Linked DNA regions of Homo sapiens: region 2 is linked to region 1. The links are chromatin loops, found by intact Hi-C in ENCODE. Cell type or tissue: ascending aorta. All regions are shown on one strand.

Evidence for each region. Hi-C counts contacts between places; a loop is a spot of excess contacts. Peaks named below come from ENCODE experiments on the same cell type or tissue, not always from the same donor. Only the 100,000 strongest peaks of a DNase experiment are listed, where the experiment ranks them.
Region 2: it touches region 1 in a loop (2.6-fold over the local background); 3 of 110 quality-filtered maps call a loop at or near these places.

Annotation. Positions count from the first base shown.
Region 1 is chr11:78,167,675-78,170,174 of GRCh38, reverse strand. The region is part of intron 2 of KCTD21-AS1 (KCTD21 antisense RNA 1); the gene reads right to left. Among named protein-coding and RNA genes, the nearest start is that of KCTD21, 20 kb to the left of the region's middle. In ascending aorta, no CTCF peak of the experiment used is centred here; a DNase peak (open chromatin) is centred at 1,074; H3K27ac peaks cover 2,500 bases.
Region 2 is chr11:78,309,666-78,312,165 of GRCh38, reverse strand. The region is part of intron 1 of GAB2 (GRB2 associated binding protein 2); the gene reads left to right. The region is part of intron 1 of LOC105369402 (a long non-coding RNA gene); the gene reads right to left. Among named protein-coding and RNA genes, the nearest start is that of GAB2, 110 kb to the left of the region's middle. In ascending aorta, no CTCF peak of the experiment used is centred here; a DNase peak (open chromatin) is centred at 1,525; H3K4me3 peaks cover 721 bases; H3K27ac peaks cover 2,500 bases.

The sequences.
Region 1 (2,500 bases):
GCCCTCCACCCTCTTAAGAAGGGCCTAGCCTCATGACCCTGGTCTGCCTTTGGGCCAGATCTCCCTGTGCAGGGGTGGCCAAGGTCCCCACTTGCCCACACCTCAGAATTTGCAGCCTAGGACGCAGCCACTCTTTTGTAAACTGCACCCTAAATCACACAGCATTTGTGTAACCACCCATTCACCCCAAACTTCCAGCTTCCTTTTACAAATTACTCTTAAAACAGTCTGACTTTGGGAGGCCGAGGTGCGCGGATCACGAGGTCAAGAGATCAAGACCATCCTAGCAAACATGGTGAAACCCCGTCTCTACTAAAAATACAAAAATTAGGCATGGTGGCACATGCCTGTAGTCCCAGCAACTTGGGAGGCTGAGATAGGAGAATAGCTTGAACCTGGGAGGCGGAGGTTGCCGTGAGCCCAGATTGCACCACTGCACTTCAGCCTGGCAACAGAGTGAGACTCCGTCTCAAAAAAACAAACAACAACAACAACAAAATAGTCATCAGGCTAGGTGTAGTCGCTCAGACCTGTAATCCCAGCATTTTGGGAGGCCAGGGTAGGCGGATCACTTTAGGTCAGGAGTTCGAGACCAGCCTGATGAACATAGTGAAACCCTGTCTCTACTAAAAATACAAAAATAAGCCAGGCATAGGGGTGCGTGCCTGTAATCCCAGCTACTCGGGAGGCTGAGGTACAAGAATTGCTTGAACCTAGGAAGCAGAGATTGCAGTGAGTCAAGATCACACCACTTCACTCCAGCCTGGGCGACAGAGCAAGAATGTCTAAAGAAAATAATCTTTAAAAAAAATCCGTCTGTCATCAGTGGGGGCTTAGCCAAGGTCAGTCCTGGGCCAATTTCTTGGCCCAAGAAATTTCAGCCTATCCCTTTCCTGAATTGCAGTCTCTCCAAACTGACTGCCTACGTCTGCCTGTGTCCCAGGGGGCTCTGGGCTGATGGGGGTGGCTGGCTGGGAAACGTGGCCTGTGATCAGCTCCAGGAGCAAAACAACCCTGATAACAGGCCCATCAAAGGGAGGGACGAGAGTCTGGCAGCTCTGTCTGCCCAGACAGCCTGGTGACCTCAGTCTCCTTCAGAACCTTCGGGACAGTGTGGCACCAACCGAGCTGTGGAAACAGTCCAGTGACACACTCGCCCCAGTCTGGGGCACAGGGACCAACGGGGGCTCACCAAGCAACCCATGGCACCCAGGACCCCACCCGACACAAGGGACAGCAAAACAAGCTTTGAGGCGGGGCTGTCTGGCTCTGAGGCGCATGAAGAAGTGCACGCTCAGCCTGCTCTATCTGACCCCTCCCCACTTGTTTTCCTAGTCCCGTTTCCTGCCAACTTCCCTGCCACTCCCACCGCCCCACCACCAAAACACAGGGCATTTCACAGCCTTTGTCAACATTTCCCGGTTAGCTGGCAGCCCCAGAGTGTTCTAGCCTATTTGCTTCCTTACGCCAAGTCCCTCTCCAAAGCCTGGGTTCCCCTTTACCAAAGAGTTGGGCAAAGGCCTTGTTGAGCCACATTTGAAATCCCTAGGGATCCTATCAGCTAAAGAGCAAAGGTTAATGTGTTATGACATGGATACCCTTCCCCAGCCCTAATTAGTTCACTTTATACATCCTATGTTGGATTTGCTTACTCTACACCTTTTCGCTTGACACCTTGTATTAAGTTGCCAAGTGCCTTCACATCCACAGTTTCCTTTCACAGAACCACAGGATACGTCTTGCCATCCCACACTTGTCTGGGCCTCCCTTTACCACTCTGTCTTCACAGCTCATCCTTCAATACTGTGTAAGCCCCGCCTCCTTAGCTCCACGCAATAAAGTCAGTCCCAGCCCCTGCTGTGCCACCCTATACCTGGTGAGCACTTTCGTCATCACACCGCACTTGTTCACAGCTAGTGCTGTACTGGTAAACAAAGCCCTGATCTGTAGTGTGGGCCAATTTCCCACTAAATACCGTCACCATCGTCAGTTTCAAAGAAATACTGCCAGCCAGGTGCAGTGGCTCACGCCTGTAATCCCAGCACTTTGGGAGGCCAAGGCAGGCGGATCACCTGAGGTCAAAAGTTCAAGACCAGCCTGACCAACATGGAGAAACCCTGTCTCTACTAAAAATACAAAAAAAAAAAAAAAAAAAAGCCGGGTGTGGTGCCACATGCCTGTAATCCCAGCTACTCGGGAGGCTGAGGCAGGAGAATCACTTGAACCTGGGAGGTGGAGGTTGCAGTGAGCCGAGATCATGCCATTGCACCCCAACCTGGGCAACAAGAGCAAAACTCCGTCTCAAAAAATAAATAAATAAAATAAAATAACTACTGTCACCATGGTCAGTTTCAAGCCACTAATGGGATGTCACCATCAAGCTGGAAGACAGGCACACAAGAGGCTCTGGAGAGCCAGGGTGAGGAACTCCAGCCCCCCACCATCTTTCTGGCTGATCCACATGCTGGTAAGGGCAGGGGCTCTGTCGTGCCATACTAGG
Region 2 (2,500 bases), 140 kb before region 1:
GCTCAGAGTTTACAGTAAACACCAGGAACATTCAGTTGGTTGTGCCCTCAGTTCAGGGCATCTTATGTAATGTGCTGCCCTGTGACACAGACCTAGAAAAAGGGCTGTTTTCAAGCCTAGACATGGGAGGAAGGTTGGTATTCTTCGTAATTTGCAGCAAGGCATGAAGCTGATGTCTATCACTACAGCCAGCCCTGGACGGCATTGTTTGTTAGGTAAAATTGTCGGTAGAACTCTGCTCTGCCTCTTACCTGTTTCTCTCACCCCATCTCAGGGCCTCAGGGCTCTGGCCTCTGTATGACCTGGTGGGATTGAGCTTCTGTAGGCACCTCTTCTTGCCCACAGCCTCATACCTAACTACCGCCTCGCTCCAAGTCCAGTTGTCTCAGGCTTTCTAGGTGTCTTGCTACTCTGGTAAACTAATTGTATCTTATGTATTTATGGAAAGAATTAATGAATAAACAAATGCATGGAGGCAATTTAAAAGCAATATAATAAGCAGTACCAACACCACTGCCTGGCCCACAGCCTGGCACGCAGAGGCTTTTGTTGTTATGTTATAGTGGCTCAGTGAAAACTTATTGAATAATTTATTACTTTTGGTGTAATGCATTTACTATCCTAACCGTATGTTTGAAGCCCAGTTCAAATGCTCTATCCTTTGTTGAACTGTTCTTATATCAAATAAAAATTCTTCCTTTTCTGTAATAGAACTTTATAGGAAAGTTTATATATATAATATTCTTTAGGGAAAGAAAAAAAAACAACCTTTATATTACCTTACTTGATTCTTGTAACAACCTGGTTAGGATTATCATCTTCATTTTATAATTGAAACTGAGGCTTAGGTATATGAAAGAGCTCATTTTTATGCAGCTCTTAAGTAATGAAGCTGACCCCAAAACTTACTTTCATGTATATAAAATGTACCTAATAAGTGTTCAGTAAATATGGGGGGAAGAAAAAACTTACTTTCATTTAGTAAATTATTTTTACCTCAGTACATTATATAGGCAGATGTATATTTTATGAAGTTGTGCCCATATTTTAGCTTCCCCACTAGAACAGAAGCCCTTTTGATCTGAGAACTGTCCCATCTTGTTGCCTCTGCTTCCCAGAGCTTCACACATAATAAATGTTTGAAAGTAAATTGCTAATTTTAACAGGGTTCTTCAGTGGCAGAATTTCATACAAAATCATTGTAGTGAAAGAAAAAACCTTTAGTAAGGAGACAAATCAAACTTTTTTCCCCTGTGTAGAGAGCTCCCTAATGGGTCTTCTTATTTTTTTAGAATGAACTGTAGGACATACCCACAAGGGTACTCTTTCTGATGGGTGATACGAGGCTCAGGGTTTGTGGCAATGAACTTTGCTCTTTCCCACACCTGAAGCTGCAGCTGTAACACACATCAGAGACTGAAGGACAGTGGCGCTGGAACACGACCAGGCCTGGGCTGCGGTTCGCCTTGGTGAACTGAGATTCATCACTATTAATATCTGAGTTTCCATTAATAACCCTTTTCACTGTGAGCTCATTTAAATCTTCTGTTCTCTAAGCTATTTTTAACCACACATTCTTGGGCCTGGGCCTGGTTCCCGCTTACAGATCATAACTTTCATTTTGATTTTTTTTTCTTTTTTTTTTTTTTTTTGAGACAGAGTCTTGCTCTGTCGCCCAGGCTGGAGTGCAAGTGGCACGATCTTGGCTCACTGCAAGCTCCGCCTCCCAGGTTCACGCCATTCTCCTGCCTCAGCCTCCCGAGTAGCTGGGACTACAGGCGCCCACCACCGTGCCCGGCTAATTTTTTTTTTTTTTTTTGTATTTTTAGTAGAGACGGGGTTTCACCGTGTTAGCCAGGATGGTCTTGATCTCCTGACCTCGTTATCCAACCGCCTTGGCCTCCCAAAGTGCTGGGATTACAGGCGTGAGCCACCGCACCCGGCTCATTTTGGTTTTTGTACTTGCAGAAATAATAGGAATTCTGCCCAACCCCTCACTCCCTCCACCCCCACATTTCTCAGAGGCGTGTATTGAAATTGTAGGTGGGACAATTCTTTGTTATGCGAGATTTTATCCTATGCATGGTTTGAGGTTAATATACCTGTCCTCTGCCCTCTAATGCCTGTAAGGCTTTCCAATCATTGTGACAACTTACCCCACCACTGCCACCACCACACACACAGGCGCGCGCGCACACACACACACACACACACACACACACACACACACACACACACATTTCTAACCCTCCCCAAAGTGAACCGTACTGGGACTGATTGAAAGCCATTATAACCAGACACCTCTCTCTGCCACCCTTGATCTCTCTCTGTTGACTTGAGTCCCTATCCAAGGTAGAACTAGGAAACAGGATGTTACTCTCTATATCCTGAGAAAAGCAGCTTTTCTGTTTCCCCAGAGCTCTCCACTTTGTGAAATAGAGAAGCAAATTAAGATCTTGGGGATTGAACTGCTGAGACCAGTTGAATATCATTGTTGCTC